Linked DNA regions of Homo sapiens: region 1 is linked to region 2. A link is an interaction called in ENCODE POLR2A ChIA-PET data of the cell type or tissue named here. Cell type or tissue: CD4-positive, alpha-beta T cell. All regions are shown on one strand. Links, peaks and the distances in the headings refer to the core of each region. The heading gives the core; the rest is flanking DNA.

Region 1 (8,604 bases), core at 1,804-6,803, 170 kb before region 2:
CTTCCAAAGTGCTGGGATTACAGGCGTGAGCCACTGTGCGCAGCTGATTTAATGCTTTTTTTATGTGCTCTCTATTAATCAAACTTCATCTAAAATTCTGAAAATATAGATAAAAGCAAAATAAAGATGCCAAATGTAATAAACTTCAAATAAGATGAACTTTAAGTGGTGTTTATCAGTTGACGTTTAATGTATGAGGCATCACTTTGTAAATCTTTGTAAAGATAGGAGGTGAAAAATATTTCTACAAGTTGCAAAAAACTAATACTTATGAGCTACATTCAGTAGCTTTTTAGTACATGATTAGTTAGTACAGTGCGTCTCAAACCTAATCGTATATAAAAATCATGTGGAGAGTTTTTAAACAGGTAAAATTCCCAGACCTCATCCTGGTAAACCATAATCTCTGGGGACTGGGGCCTAAGCTTGGGATTGTTAGTTTTTCAAAACTCCCTGGGTAGGAATTCTACTTCTAGCTATGTGGGAGTAACAGGCTGGATTATTCTGCCATCACAAACAACGATTAATAGAAAGATGGACAAAATATAAGAAACAATTATTTTCAGACATTGTACGTAACTGTGATCCCTGAACAAAAATTTTAAAATGAGGTAAGTCCTACTGTGGCCCACAGTCTTTTCCTGGAGGCAATTTCCAGGTGGTGGTGCAGGGAAGATGAACCTACATGGAGCAGGGAAGAGAAAACCAATTGGATCTGAGTAGACACAAATCAACATTCAAGGAGAAGGCGACTGCTCGAATTTGCAGGGCAGATACTGGGAGGAGGGAGCTGCATAGAGAAAGGAGTATAGAAATCTGCGTAGGCATCCCTTTGAGTCTTTTCCTGAATACCAACCTGCACCTGCATTGGGTGAAACCCCACAAGGATAATTTTCCAGGAACAGCCCCGCAAGAATAATTTTCCAGGAACAATTTCCAGGAACAGGGAGCTATCACACAAACACTTCTGGTAGCTCACCTAGGGCAGGAAATCATTTGAGTTCCCACCAGCCGCTGTGGAGACACCTCTTTGAATAGATGGCATTCATTATAGACTCCTAAAGGACCACACCTGAAAGTATCATAGAACTAAATACCCTCAGAGTAAATAGTATTCTAGATCTGCCGTAAAAGATCTTTAAAAATAAGATGCAGAAGGACCAAGGAGATCCTTAAGTAGCTATAGTAGGCAGCCTCTAAAATGTTCCCCAGCGATCCCCCATTGGTGGTAGTTGCTCCTTGTGTAATTTGCTCCTGTTGAGTGTTGGCTGCAGCTCGTGATTTGCTTCCAGTGAATATGGCAAAGCAAAAGAAGTGGTGGGATAAGGTTATCACTGCTAAAATCGTTACAAAAAGCTTTGCTTCTGCCTTGAATGTTCCTCTTGCTATCACTTAGAGCCACCTACTCCAGGGAATCCCAGTTCCCATGTTGTGAGCCAGCCCTGCAGAGAGGCCCACATTAGGAAGTGTGGGAACAGATCTTCTGAAGCTTGCCAGCAGCCATGTAGATGAGCTTGGAAGCAGATCTTCGATCCTCGAGATAACTGCAGCCCTGCTGACAACCTGATTGCCTCCTCGTGCTAGACCTTGAACCAGAGGCACTCCGCTAAGCTTTCTGACCCACAGAAACTATGAGATCATAAATGGATTGTTTTAAGCCACTAAAGATTTGAAGTAATTTGTCATGCAGCATAGGTAACTAATACAGTAGTGTACTTATTTGCCAAAGTAATAATTTTTAAAGGAATACAGCAAAATATAAGACTCCATCATAATCTGGCATGCAATAAAAAATTACTAGACAATGAAGAAGCAGGAAAATGTCACCTATAACCAGGGGAAAAATCAGTCAATAGATGCAGACCTAGAACGGATAGAAATGATAGGATTAGCATGCAGCAATGTAAATATGATCTCTGCTTAAGTATGTGAAGGGAAGCATGCACAGATGAAGAGAGAAGTGAAAGATATGAAAAAGAATAGAGGAGGCCAGGTATGGTGACTCACGCCTGTAATCCCAGCACTTTGGGAGGCCAAGGCAGGTGGATCACCTGAGGTCAGGAGTTCAAGACCAGCCTGGCCAACATGGCGAAACCCCATCTCTACTAAAACTACAAAAAAATTAGCCAGGCACGGTGGTGTGTGCCTGTAATCCCAGCTACGCAGGAGGCTGAGGCAGAAGAATCGCTTGAACCCAGGAGGGGGAGGTTGCAATGAGCTGAGATTGTGCCATTGCACTCCAGCCTGGGCTACAGAGCAGGACTCCATCTCAAAAAAAAAAAAAAAAAAGAAATAGAGGAAAAGATCAGTATGTTTGAGGACATAGCAGTAGAATCTGTCCATAATGAGTAACAGAGAGGTAAAAAGACTGGGGAAAAAAATAAACTGAAGCCCTGACTTGTGGGATGAAATTAAGTGGTCCTACATACCTGAAATTGGAGCCCAAGAAAAAAAGGCGGGTCGGGGGGCAGAGTGGGAAGTGTGTCTGAAAAAAACATTTGAAGAAATAGGCTGGGCGCAGTGGCTCACGCCTATAATCCCAGCACTTTGGGAGGCTGATGTGGGCAGATCACCTGAGCTCAGGAGTTTGAAACCAGCCTGGACAACATGGCGAAACCCTGTCTCTACTAAAAATACAAAAAATTAGACAGGCATGGTGGTGTGTGCCTGTAGTCCCAGCTACTTGGGAGGCTGAGGCAGGAGAACCACTTTAACCCGGGAGGCAGAGGTTGCAGTGAGCTGAGATCGCACCACTGCACTCCAGCCTGGGCGACACAGGGAGACTCCATCTTAAAAAAAATTCTTTTTTTGAGGAAATAATAGCCAAAATCCATCCAAATTTGATGGAAATTATATACTCATAGATCCAAGAAAATCAGGAAGCTAAAGCAAGACAAGCGTATATAAACATACAAACACCCTCATCCCCATGCCCATTAAGGCATTGCTGAAAAACAGTGATAAGAAACTCTTAAGGACAGGCAGGTGAGAATGATCACAGACTTCTAGTTAGAAACTGTGCAAGTCAGAAGACAACAAAATGGTTGTGTTTTTTTTTTGTTTTGTTTTGTTTTTTTGAGATGGAGTCTAGTTCTGTCGCCCACGCTGGAATGCAGTGGCGTGACCTTGGCTCACTGCAACCTCTGCCTCCTGGGTTCAAGTGATTCTCCTGCCTCAGCCCCCTGAGTAGCTGGGACTACAGGTGCGTACCATGGTGCCTGGCTAATTTTTGTATTTTTAGTAGAGATGGGGTTTCTCCATGTTGCCCAGGCTTGTCTCAAATTCCTGGACTCAGGTGATTCACCTTCCTCGGCCTCCCAAAGTGAGCCACTGTGCCCAGCCCAAAATGGCATCCTCAAATGCTGAAAGAAAAACCCTGTCAACTTAGAATTCTGTGTATTTAAAAAAAAAAAGTAAAAGTAAAATTATTTAGGCAAACAAAAGCTGAGGGAATTCATTATCCACAGACAGTTGGGGGAAAGTGAATGAGGAGTATATGGGACTTTGCTGTACTATCTTTACAACTTCCTGGGAATCCATAATTATTTCAGAATAAAAGTTTAAAATAAAAAGGCTTCCCACATAGAAAACTCCAGGCCCAGGTGGTTTTACTAGTGAATTGAATCAATCCTTTGTGGAAGAAATAATTCCAATTGTATATAGTCTTTCAGAAAACAGAAGAGTAAAAGGACTTTCCAGTTCATTTTAGGAAGCTAGCATTACCTGATAGCAAAACCAGACAAAGACATTGCAAAAAAAGAAAATGGCTAGCCAGTATTCCTCATGATTATAGATGGTTATAGATGCAATATAAAAGCACACATTAACAAAACTGAATCCAGCAATATATAAAAACGACAATCCATCATTACCAAGTGTGATGTATCCCAGGGGTGCAAGGTTAAAATTTACCTCAACACAATAAAAGAGGGAAAAAAAATTAAAAAAAAAAACATTAATCTCAACGTATTTAGAAAACTATTTGACAAAATTTTACATCCATTCATAGTAAAACTCTTTAGCAAACTAGAAATAGAAGGAGACCTGTGGGAACTCCACAGCTAACGTCATACTTAATCTGGAGACTGAATGCTTTCCCACCAGGATCAGGAGCAAGGTAAGGATACCCACTGTCACCACTTTTGTTCAGCATTTTGCTGGAGCTCTTACCCTGTGCAATTGCATAAGACCAAAAAAAAAAAAAAAAAAGAAAGAAAAGCATACAAGTTTGGAAAGGGTAAAGTAAAACTGTCATTATTTGCAGATAACATGATCATTTATGTAGAAAATCCTAAGGAGTCCACACAAAAGCTTTTTGAGTTGAGCAGTGTCAAGGTTTACACGAGGTCCTATACAAAAGTTATTTGTTTTTCTGTATATTAGCATGAATAATTGGAGATTGAAATACTTAGCAATAAATATAATGAAATGTATGCACAACCTGTGCAATGAAAACAATAAAATATTGCCGAGAAAAATTGAATAAATAGAAAGTGATGTCATTTATAGATTGGAAGACTCAATATCATTAATATCTTGTAGTAGTCTTTTAAATTGGTCTGTAGATTCAACACAATACCAATTAAAAGAGCAGTGCTCTTTGGGTAGAAATTGACATGGTAGTATTAAGTTCATATGGAAATGCAAGATCCCTGAATATTCAAAACATTGTTGTGGTCGGGGGGGTGCGGGTGGAGGACAAATTTGGAGGACTTGTACTACCTGATTTCAACATTAGATCAGTAGAACAGAGAGTTCAGAAGTAGGCCAGTCGATTTTCTACAAAGATACCAAAGTAATTCAATCGGTAAGGAATAGTTTTTTGAAGAAAAGATTCTGAAATGACTAGATAACTGTATAGAAAAAAAAATAACCTCAGCCCGTACCTTATGAAATACACAAAATTTGAAATGGACTATCAACCTAAATGTGAAAGCTAAAACTATAATTTTTACATGAGAACATGAGAGAAAATCTTCATGACTTTTAAGACTGCAAACATTTATTAAGATATAAAAAAGCATGAACTATAAAAGCAAGTTGATAAATTAGGCAACTTAAAACTTAAAACTTCTCTGAAAGACGTTAAGAAAATACAAAAAGCAAGCTACAGACTGGGGAGAATGTATTCATAATACATTTACCTAACAAAGATTTACATTCAGTAAGAAGACAAACAACCCAATAAATAATGGGCTAAGATTTGAGAAGATCCTTCCAGGAGAAGAATACAAATGGCCAATGGCACATGAAAAGATGATCAACATCATTAGTCATCAGGAAAATGGAAATTAAATCCACAATGAGATCCTATTCTATATTCTTCCAAATGGCCAAAATCTAAAAGGCTGACGATCTGAAGTGTGGTAGGGATGTGGAGAAGCTGGACCTTGTCCACATTTCTGATGGGAATATGAAATAAATAGAAGTTAGCCAGATAAAAAGGGCTGGGCGAAATCTGTGGGAGTGAAGCACAAGAAAAACATAGACAAGCAACGTGGTCTGCATGATAGTAAATAAGTAGGTTGGTGGTGTTTGAGCATCATGTAGAGGTGGCAGGAGAGCTGAGGGGTTTTAAGTGTTCATGGTGGATTCTTTCTGTTTTTTTTGTTTTTTTTTTTTTGAGATGGAGTCTCACAATGTCACCCGGGCTGGAGTGCAGTGGCGCGATCTCGGCTCACTGCAACCTCCGCCTCTCGGCTTCAAGTGATTCTCCTGCCTCAGCCTCCCAAGTAGCTGAGATTACAGGCGCCTGCCACCACGCCCAGCTAATTTTTTGTATTTTTAGTTGAGACGGGGTTCCACTATATTGGCCAGGCTGGTCTCAAACTCCTGAGATCATGATCCGCCCACCTCAGCCTCCCGAAGTGCTGGGATTAAGGCATGAGCCACTGCGCCTGGCCGTGGTGGATTCTTCTGGCTGCCTGCATATGCAGAAGTCTGGCGATGATGCCAGTGACAAGCCATTGCTGTAGTGCTGCACTGAGATGACAGGCTGTACTGGGCAGTTGTTGTAGCATTAGCAAGCGGGTGGCAGAATTGAGATTTATTTGAACCAGGACTTGAATGGTCAGTACAATTACAAAAGGAGCACATCTGCATTTTATTTTGGAACATGTTTTTGTATTTACTGAATTGGTTTGTGATACTTTAAAGATTCTCTTCCAACAAAATAATGAAACCACATTCAGAATACCAGTGGTTGCCAGAGGTCAGTGATAGGGGGTTGGGGACGGGAAGAGGGGTGTGACTGTAAAAGGGCCCCAGGAAGGATCCTTATGGTGATGGAAATGTTCTTTATCTTGACTGTATCAGTAACATATAAATGACTATATAAGATAATGACTATATCAGTATTTGGCTAATGTCAAAATCCTGCTGGTGGTATTTTACTATAGGTTTGTAAGATATTACCGTTGGGGGAAACTGAGTAAAGAGTACGTAGGATCTCTTTATATTCTTAAAACTGCATATGAGTCTATAATTACCCCATAATAAAAAGTCTAATTTTTAAAAAAAGTATATTGATCACAGTCCATGCCTGTAAGGTGTGTTACAACCTTACTATAGCAGTATGGAAAGAATTAATACGGATTTATAACTAAATATCTACTCTGTGCGGCATTTACTTTGTGAGTCCAAACAGTCATTTTAACTTTGATGTTGTTTATCTTATGATTTCAGAGACATTCCATAAGTGGACCAATCTCAACATCCAAACCCCTGACAGCCCTGTCAGATAAGAGACCAAACTATGGGGAAATCCCTGTTCAAGGTACGTGTAATATGCCATAGCATTTCACCTTTTTTTCAATTTTTGAATTGTTCTGGCTTTTTTGGCAAACTAAATATTTTCTTTGCTCTTGATACTATTTCAATCAATCTGGTATACCTTTGTATCAGAAGTTCACTAGTAAGTATATCTAAATTACAAGTGGGGAAAGTAGTTGTTAATGAATGCATCTTTCCTGACAGCTGTCATAATGGGTAATAGAGAGTGTACACCATTGCTAGGCACTGTTTTCACAGTTCCTCATGGCATATGTATTATTGTCATCCTCATTTTATAGATACCAAAAATGAGGCTTAAAGAAGTTAACTAATTCAATTCAGGTTAACACAGTTAGTTACTAAGCAGTAGCCCAGGGCAGCCTGACTTCAAAGCCCATTCCTTAAATCTCTGGACTGAGTTTTGTTACCCTGAGAGAGCTGAGACTCTGGAAGATGAGGGTCAGCAACTCTTTGGAGCCCTTGGGAGGAACTTGCTGTTTTCACACAGCCATTTTTTTTTTAAGCTGGAGTATCACTCTGTCTCCCAGGCTGGAGTGTAGTGGCACAATCTTGGCTCACTGCAACCTCTGCCTCCCGGGTTCAAGCAATTCTCCCACCTCAGCCTCCCGAATAGCTGGGACTACAGGCGCACACCACCACGCTCAGATAATTTTTGTATTTTTAGTAGAGACAGGGTTTCACCATGTTAGCCATACTGGTCTCAAACTCCTGACCTCAGGTGATCTGCCCACCTCAACCTCCCTAAGTGATGTGATTATAGGCGCAAGCTACCGCACCTGGCCTTCCACGTAGTTTTTTTATGGTAGGGCTGGCACCAGAACCCAAGTATCCCACCTTTCGAGGTTGAGGCTCCTTCTCTTACCCCACGCTGCCTCTTCATGTGAGGTACTAAAGTGCATTGGAAAGATGAACTGCAGTGTTGGGGTGTGGTGCTGGGAAAAGCACTGCTTCATTTGGGGTGGGTGTGGGAATGTTCCCAAGTGTCCCCTCAGGGCCTGAGGGCTCCTCTTAGCTGATGCAGGCCAGTTACTTCCATGCGTCAGGAATTCTTGGTTGTGCATGTTAGGCTGTGTATGTTAGACTAGAAGGCTTCAACAGGTTTTGGGTCAGAAGTAAGCAGACTTGTGAAAAGTATTAAATTAAAGAACCCAAAGGACTGGCTCTGTGGGCTCCATGTAGTACCAGCGCCTGAAGAGTTCAATTTGGTGGTTGAACTGGCCCTATACCTGTCAGTCTTCAGTGTTCTGATAAGCTGGTTGTGTACACATTTAGGGGCAATGGAGTACAAGGTGGTGCTGCTACTACCTCCCTGGCACAAAGATTTGCCTTCTGCCCTGCTTCTTGGCTTCTGGTTCATTTGTCAGTCATCACCTAAGCTCTTTTCTCCCCTCAGAAGGTTTTGCTAAGGGAACAAATAGTGGAAGGTTTAAAGTTTTCTTAACCCAAATACTCTGCATCTCTCCTTCCTCTCTTTACATCCCGCCTCCCAGATGAACCCACAAAGGATTTACATAGGTGTGCAGCACAGAGATCTTGGCCTTGCCATGGCCTGGCTGTTAACTGCAACCTTTTTGGTGCTGTCTCCTCATCTGTAAATTGATAGTGAACACCTAGCTCACTGGGTTCCTGGGCTCTTAACACCTGCAGCTGCTGAAGTTGTCAACGACTGCTGTGTCCCCAGCCCAGCCAGTTCAGTCCTAATCTGATGTGACCCGTCAGCAGCATTTGGCACTGTTGAGCACTCTGTCTTCTAGGACATTCTTTTTGGTTTCCCTAATACCACACTCTTGTGCCTTCTCTCTGTCAGGCTGC
Region 2 (8,604 bases), core at 1,694-6,693:
AGGTTTTATACATATACTTAGGGGCTTTTGGGGCAGAGCTATAATCATGGTGACTTTATCAATACTCAGTTGTGATTCCAAACATCGATGTTCTCAGGCTGTAGGGGAAAAAAAAAAATCTCTCATTCACCAGGTTGTTGATTTCTTGCTATGGAAAAAAGAGGAAGGAGACTGGTTAGGGGACTTTTGCAGATGATAAGTCTGAGCCAGGGCTGGAGGAAGAGTGTGAAAGAGAGCTGGTGCCAGAGACACTCCGCCTCCACAGGGACCTGAGGCTGCCCTTAGCATGGCTCCTAGTGTTGCCTTCTGAGCATGCCTCTCCCCTATCCTGTTGTTAAGGCCAGAGATCATGACAGCTAATTAGAGTAGAGGACAAATGACCCGCTGGGCTGCTCATCCTGTGGTCACCAGGGACTGATGTTCTTACTTGAGACAAAAGGAATTTGATGCCAAAGAAATTTATTTTTGGCATAGATAAGTCGTTTGATTATTATTTTTATTCTTTTTTCAAGTGGTAAAATATACATATAAAATGTACTATTTTAACCACTTTTAAGTGCACAGTTCAGTAGTGTAAAGTATATTCACACTGTGCGGATCTCCAGAATTTTTGCATCTTGCAAATCTGACTCTGTCCCATTAAACAATAGCTCCCCATTCCCCCAGCCCCTGGCAACCACCGTTCTATTAATATTATAGTTTCCATTTCTGTGAGTTTGACTACTCTAGATACCTTACACAAGTGGAATCATACAGTATTTGTCTTTTTGGGACTGGCTTATTTCATTTAGCATAGTATCATCAAGGTTCATCCATGTGTAGCGTAGAACCGTGGCATCTAAGGCTGAATGATACTCCATTGTATGGATGTGCCATGTTTCATTTATCCATTCACCCATTGATGGGCACTTGGTTGGCTCCCACCTCTTTGCTATTGTGAATAATGCTGCAATGAATATGCGTTTGCAAATCTCTTCTGCTTTCAATACTTTTGGATATATACCCAGGATTAGGATTGCCAGATCAAATGGTAATTCTTGTTTAATTTTTTGAGGAACTCCCATATGGTTTTCCAGAGCAGCTGCACCATTTTACTCTACCACCAACTGTGTACAGGACAATGTGATTCTTATTTAGCAAAGCATGGACATCAGGGTATTTAGTGTTCCAAACAACAAATGCAAGTGGTTGCTCTGACCCAAGCCTATTGATTTAGTAGGATCATTCTTCTTTGATAAAAAACTACAACAATTGGTTTATAAGTGGGACTCTGCCATATTTATCATTTTTCCAGCTGGCGAAGAACCATGACATGGTGGTGGTGTCTCCCATCCTGGAACGAGACAGCGAGCATGGGGATGTTTTGTGGAATACAGCCGTGGTGATCTCCAATTCCGGAGCAGTCCTGGGAAAGACCAGGAAAAACCACATCCCCAGAGTGGGTGATTTCAACGAGGTGAGCCACCCATAAGATAGATAACCAGCCCTGCTCACTTGCCCCTCTGTATGTTGTAGATCTCTGTGGGACTTTCTGTGGGGAAGTTCTGTGCAGGATCATACTCCATGTCACGTACACTCCACGGGAGCACAGTGTGGCTGCAGTGCTCAGAGGGTTACCTGACATTGCCCTATATCACACAGGCAGACAGGATTCAGGCGGGACTCTCAGAGGAGTCCCAAACACCTTTAGCACAATGGGGCATATATTTTTTTAATACAACCTGATTTGGCCTCCTGAATTCTTTGAAGTAAGTGGTATATAAATTAAAACCAAAACTAAATATTGCACAAACATGAAATGATTCCTGTGGCCCCTTTCAGGCTCAGAGCCTAGCACGCCACAGCCCTGTCCTTGTTTGGAGCATGGCATTCCTTGTCTGTGGATCATGGGGGGGTCTGAGGTGGCCCATGTTTGTGTGTCAGGTGGCAGTAGGCAAACATGCATGTCTGTATACTGTGCATTATGTGAAGTTTCATGTGCCCATGATCAGGGCATAAGTTGGGGGGGCCATTTTGGTTGGTTAATGCCAACCCCTGGGTGGGTAAGATGGGAGCGGTGGATGTTTGAAGGAGGGAAATGACCTCTGCCTAATGCCTAAGATGTTAAATCTGAACTTGATTTGCCATTAATGCAGTTGTTCAGGATGTGATGTCCCCAGTTCTCTCTCCATGAATGTGGGGGTCCTGGCCGTTCTCAGGCTGGTCAGGCAGATAAGAAATGGCCTGCAGAGCTAGAGGAGGTTTCCCAGGGAGAAAGAAGAACCCAGCGTTTCTCAGTAACAGCTGGAGGTGGGGGTGGGAAGACGCGCCCCTCACCTGTTTACCCTGGGATTAATCTTTAGCTCCCTGCAGATAGCACAGGGCTTGTCTCAGCACAGCAGGATCTGCTCCGGTGTTCACCACGTGCACACATCCTGGTTGCTGCCTGACCCTGGCCAATTTTGATGGCCAGGATCAGGAGGAGGTGGAAGGCTCCTGGAGCAGATCTGTTTGGGACCCTGATTTGCCCTCTAGCTTCCCTCAGTGCTGTCCAGGACAGTGTCCCTGCCCTGGCACCCTTAGGAGCAGACAGAGAAGCAGGGATGGGAGGATGGGGTCTGGTCCGCCTGCCCCACAGGGACCTCCTTAACCCTAGGCAGGATGGAGAAGGTGCGCTTTCAGGGTGTGGGTTCCACTAGAAGCTTTGGCCTTAATCATTTGGGCGAGCTATGCCCCCTCAGGAAGCAGCTTTCTCCTCTGACCAGGGAGAGAGTTGCTTGGATGTGCTCCAGGTCTCCGGGCTCCACCGTTCTATATAATGACATGTGATTGCTGAGGGCATTGACCAACTCGTGTTAATGCCAACCAAACCCGAGCCTTGAGTTGGACCATAATTGAAACCTCACCAGAGTTTGAAATAGTGTGGAACGTCATTGTGGGGATTTTTGTGACATGTCAGAAAGGAGACTGGGCAAATGCTTAAGCCACTGTGATTTCCCCCGGGGGCTGGCTTATTTGGTGTCAGGGTTTTTTTGTGTGTGTTTTGTTTTTATCATATTGAAATTCTGGAACTTAGAGTCACACTCAGGAGTGTAACCACCTCTGGACTATTGGTGATATTTCAGTTTTTCTGCTGAGTCTAAGGAAATCTTGAAGGTCAGAGGCATCAGTATATGGCCCTTTGCTTTTCAGTCAACTTACTACATGGAGGGAAACCTGGGCCACCCCGTGTTCCAGACGCAGTTCGGAAGGATCGCGGTGAACATTTGCTACGGGCGGCACCACCCCCTCAACTGGCTTATGTACAGCATCAACGGGGCTGAGATCATCTTCAACCCCTCGGCCACGATAGGAGCACTCAGGTCACTCAGTTGGTGGGGTCTGGGGGGCTTCCTGGGGCCCAGCCAGCTAAAGCCCAAGGCTGGGCTGTGGAGCTCCAAGGTGGCAGCAGGCAGGCGCAGCCACCAGGATGTTAACAGAGCTGAGCCCCCAGGATTGCATGTTGTACATGTGACCAGCTTTTCAGTGAAAAGAATCCTCAAGATGGCAATGAGCAATCCCCCACCCGCAGCAAGAGCTGCTCTACAGTAAAACACCAACCTCTGCTGTGATTCTGAACACTGAGATGAAAATAATTCCCCCCTTTCCCTGTAGTCAGCAGGGGGCTTCAAAAAGCCCCACATTGGGCTGAGCTCGGTGGCTCACACCTGTAATCCCAGCACTTTGGGAGGCCGAAGCAGGTGGATCACTTGAGGTCAGGAGTTTGAGACCAGCCTAGCCAACGTGGTGAAACCCTGTCTCTACTAAAAATACAAAAATCAGCCAGGCGTGGTGGTGTGTGCCTGTAGTCCCAGCTACTCGGGAGGCTGAGGCAGGAGAATCACTTGAACTTGGGAGGCGGAGGTTGCAGTGAGCCAAGATGGCACCACTGCACTCCAGCCTGGTGATAGAGCGAGACTCCATCTCAAAAAATAAAACAAAACAAAACGAAAAAACAAAAAAGAACCCCCACATCTAAGTCCTTGGAGCATAGTAGGTGCCTAGCCAGCATTGGCTCTTGGATGGGGAACTGTGGATTCCTAGTCCTCACATCTGCAGCATCCTGCACAGGCAGGACAGACATCTGGACAAGAGAAGCTGCAAATGAGGGAGTTGGAGATCAGTCGAGGAAACTTGTCTTTAACCAGAGAAGGGTTTTATTTTTATAACACATAACAAGTGTTTCGGTGTTAGCCTCACCCCTAAACAGATAGAACTGCCCTTGTCAAGGCAGGGCTGGGGGATGAGGGGAGGGTGGCCCCGGAAGCCCGAGAACTGGGCAGTACCCCACCCCTGGGGCCCCTCATTTAGGAGGGGCATCCAGCGAGCTGATCTGACTGCATGACTCTGCTGCTGCTGCCTCTCTCTTCCACAAAGGCTGAGCATTTGGGTGGTTTCCAGTTTTGCATCACTACAAGTAACAGAACTCTAGGAATTTATGTGCAAATACTTTTCTCCCCAACTCACTTCTTTCCAAGCAGGATTCCTGCAGCAGGAGGTGCTGGCTTTCACTTTCTGTGGTCTTGGCTGCCAGTGTCCCCAGCAGGACAGGGGTGTGCCCTGTCCTGCCATGGGTGGGGAGCAGGGGGAGTTCTGGTGGGTGTGCAGCTTTAGTCTCTGTCAGCCTGCACTTGTCTCTCTTGTCCTCATTCTTGACTAAATTTCAGTTGAATTTCTTCTTTTTTTTTTTTCTTTGAGACGGAGTCTTGCTCTGTCACCCAGGCTGGAGCGCAGTGGCGCAATCTTGGCTCACTGCAAGCTCCGCCTCCTGGGTTCACGCCATTCTCCTGCCTCAGCCTCCCAAGTAGCTGGGACTGCAGGCGCCCGCCACCATACCTGGCTAATTTTTTGTATTTTTCGTAGAGATGGGGTTTCACCGTCTTAGCCAGGATGGTCTCGATCTCCTGACCTTGTGATCCACCCACCTTGGCCTCCCAAAGTGCTGGGATTACAAGCGTGAGCCACTGCCCCCGGCCAAATTTCAGTTGAATTTCTTCTAAACGTCAGGGTGTGACATTTACCTTTTCTTTTCATACAGTGCCCCTTTCTCAAGAGTAATATCCCCTCCCCATTCAACATTTATTTACATAGCAGGTTCCTTCTGGAGCCAGAATGCAACCCCTCCTCTGTTACCTCAGGTCTACCACCCTGCCCATGTACCTGGAGGTCTGGTCCATGTCCAGGAGGGGTACTGTTGGGTAGAAGGGGAATATCAGGCCTCCATCTCCCCTCAGAGAACATACTGGAGTCTCATGGTGGTCAGATCACCAGTGATAGCATTCATTGGTGGTTGTCAGTAGGGTTTTTACTGGTCATCCAGCTACCAGGCCTGGGCAGAACTTTGGGGCCACCCCCTAAAGCAGCCCCCTCTGCTGGCTCTGGGTAAGACACTTGGCAAGCTCCATCTTCCCACTGGGGTCCCTAGAGGAACCCGAAGCACTAGGGCATCTGGCTTCTGGGCCAGGGCAGACAAAGTTGTGGCTGTGGACTCAGATGGCTCCTCGCCTTGTGTGTGCAGAGGCCCTCCCTGACCCTCCTATCTCAGGCTTTTATTGGCTCCAGTTAGGCAAACAGAAGCACCCCAGTGTAATATGCATATAATTGCTATGTCCTCAGCAGCCTATTAGGCTTATTAAAAATGATTGATTTTTCTTTCCTCAGCCAAGAATCATCCAACCCTTGGCTTTCCAGGGTGTGGTGAGGCTGGCAGTAAAAACTAACAGGTCTTTTGGAAAGCAGTATGTTTCATGAGCTCCTAAAATGCTCATGCCCTTTGGCCTGATAATGATGCTCCTAGAACTGTAGCCTGAAGAAACAATCTAAAAGAGGAGGGAAGGCCAGGCACAGTAGCTCACATTTGTAATCCCAGCCCTTTGGGAGGCCAAGGCTGGCGGATCACTTGAGGTCAGGAGTTTGAGACCATCCTGGCCAACATGGTGAAACCTCATCTCTACTAAAAATACAAAAATTAGCCGGGCATGGTGGCAGGCACCTGTAGTCCCAGCTACTTGGGAGGCTGAGGCAGGAGAATCGCTTGAACCTAGCAGGTGGAGGTTGCAGTGAGCTGATATTGCACCACTGCGCTCCAGCCTGGGTGACAGAACAAGACAGAAAAAAAAAACAGGGAAAGGCAATGCATGTGAAGGTGCTCACAACAGCTTACTTACAATAAGGGAAAAGCTGACAGCGGGGGAAGTGTCTGAGCTAAGCACATTACAGCCCACCTCTTCCACAGGTTATTGTACAGCCACTATAAAGAGTCATGATGAAGGTAATGCAAAGTGATGAAAGCCTGTGAGCAAGAAAAAGACGTGTTCAGGCTGTGGTCAGAACTCTTGGAAAAAAAAGGAAAAAAAAGTTTGCCTATGGATGAGGATAGTCATGGAGTGTGGATAAAAGGCAACAGGTGGTTTATTAAGATGGTAGGATCCTGGCTTGTTTTCTTAAAATGATGAATGATGGAATTGATAGTGTTTTTCAGCATAATGCTGGGCAAATCCCCACCAGCATTGGATCACAGCATCCAGAACCATCCATCCCCTTTTCTGGCACCTTCTGCCGCCTGTATTAGAGACAGACATACACATGTGCATGCACACACATGGGTCAGCAGGGTGTCCTCATTCATTTTTGAGTCCCACAGTTCTAAGTACATAGTAGTGTCTGAATGCTTTTGATTAGGTTATCCTCATAATCCAAGGATGTGTCCCTTACAGCTTGGGTGACCAAAGATTTCTACCACCTGTGTACATTCATTGGCAAGTCACCATCCTATCCTCTTGCTGCATCTTGCCTTTCCACTGCGATTATTTTTAGGGGTGTGTGTGCACCGCGCTGGGAATATGGCAAACGTCCCCACTCCCCATCAGACGTCATGATTCCTGCACACACTGGGCTCTCACTAACCCCAGCTTCCTTTCCCCTGGTGGTTTTGAGAGCATAAATTTTATTTCCAGCTGTGGGTTTGGGTCCTATGCAGAACACCTCCCTGGAGAATTGCAACTAAGATGTTTATGGCAATCGCCCTGCAAGTGTCTATTTAATTCCTGAAAATGTCATTTACTGGTGTGTTTCTGTAAAAATCATTTCTGAAAAGTTTTGTCAGCTTGGCTTAGCAGCTGGGGGAAAAAAGCAGCAAAATGAGTCCCCTCAATCAAGCCTGTGATTTTTTATTTTTTCAGACTCATGAATCCTCCTGAGAATTAGGCTTATGACAAGCACCCACCCCCTCCACCTACTCCCTGGTTTAAACCAGGTGCCTGCTGACACGAAGGAAGATTCCGGGGCATTTTGATCCTAGTCACACAGTGTTTCTAAGTGGGCATTACTCCTGTCAATCCACAGTCTTAAAGATGTTCCTCAGACAAAAGATAATTAGTGACAAGAAGGCCCACTAGATTCCATGTCATATCTTAGTTGGCGGGCCAGAGAAGGACAGGGTCTCTGGTTGGGGCCGTGTCTCCCATCGCATTCTCCCTTTGCAGGTGCTGAAGTGAGGAAGGCCCACAGCTCAGCCAAGCACATGGGGTGCCTCCCTCCTGGGCCACTAGCCCACTGGCCAGTAAGAGAACCAGGGAGCCTTTACTTAGAGACTCAAGGTTCAGAAGAGGGAAATGGGAAGTCACTGGGAAATGGCCCAGCTTGGAGGAGGTGACCCTGCTGCCGAATCTGACCCCTTATCCTATTACCTAAGTTCCTTTCTTGTTTACTGGCCCTGAAATCACCCGCTTTGGAGATTGCCTTGCAAGGCAGCATAGCAGAGTAGGAGAGTTAGGGTAGGGCAGGTACAGCCTGTGCTCAGCCCTCACAGGCCCTGCACAAGCCCACCAGGCCCCCGGCTCCCTTCTGGCATTCACCAGGAGAGGTTCTGCCCAGCCCAGCAGGTGGGTTCCAGGAGAAGGGATGGAGGTGGGAAGTGGTGGTTATGGAACTCCTACCACTTGGATCTTCACCTGCATGGTCATTCAGTCTTCATAGTCTTCTTTTGAGGACATTTCAGAAAAGGAAACTGAGGCTCAGGATGAGGATTTGATCCAGGGCTGCTAATTCTTCTGACAGAGCACAGCCACGTGGCTTATGCCTGCAGCAGGCCCTTCCCAAAGGCTGTTCAGGCCAGGGCAAGGTGCTGAGGACAGGCTGGCCTGGTTGCAGGTTTGGGGTGTGACCGGTGAGTCTCCTGGTTGTCCCCACCACTGGCCCAGGAAAGCCTGCAGCCAGGCCAGGCTCTGTCCCCACCACTGGCCCAGGAAAGCCTGCAGCCAGGCCAGGCTCAGGGCTGAGCATCCACTGAGTCTGCCTGGAAAGTCGGCAACCTGGTTCCTCTTGGTCCTCTCTTACAGCGAGTCCCTGTGGCCCATCGAGGCCAGAAACGCAGCCATTGCCAATCACTGCTTCACCTGCGCCATCAATCGAGTGGGCACCGTAAGTCCCGAGGTCTGGCTGGGGAGAGGAGCCACCACCTGGTGGCTCTGGTGGGGACACCCCGTTCCCTCTGCACACATGCCACAAATCCTAGGGTCCGGAAAGGGGTAAAACTGGCTTGGTCCGTTACTTTTCAAGATATCTCTGTCCTCCTGTTTTTTCTGT

What was found. Peaks named below come from ENCODE experiments on the same cell type or tissue, not always from the same donor. Only the 100,000 strongest peaks of a DNase experiment are listed, where the experiment ranks them.
Region 1: POLR2A ChIA-PET joins it to region 2 with 5 read pairs; 4 of 35 experiments call an interaction of 5 or more read pairs at or near these places.

Annotation. Positions count from the first base shown.
Region 1 is chr22:24,340,402-24,349,005 of GRCh38, forward strand. SPECC1L (sperm antigen with calponin homology and coiled-coil domains 1 like) reads left to right here. Exons shown (of 17, transcript NM_015330.6): 11 at 6,685-6,775. SPECC1L-ADORA2A (SPECC1L-ADORA2A readthrough (NMD candidate)) reads left to right here. Exons shown (of 20, transcript NR_103546.1): 11 at 3,081-3,202; 12 at 6,685-6,775. Among named protein-coding and RNA genes, the nearest start is that of SPECC1L, 74 kb to the left of the region's middle. In CD4-positive, alpha-beta T cell, for the core only: no CTCF peak of the experiment used is centred there; no DNase peak of the experiment used is centred there.
Region 2 is chr22:24,512,030-24,520,633 of GRCh38, forward strand. It overlaps UPB1 (beta-ureidopropionase 1), which reads left to right. Exons shown (of 10, transcript NM_016327.3): 5 at 1,295-1,456; 6 at 3,172-3,341; 7 at 8,358-8,439. Among named protein-coding and RNA genes, the nearest start is that of UPB1, 21 kb to the left of the region's middle. RefSeq lists an enhancer at 2,664-2,713. In CD4-positive, alpha-beta T cell, for the core only: no CTCF peak of the experiment used is centred there; DNase peaks (open chromatin) are centred at 2,932 and 4,412; H3K27me3 peaks cover 386 bases.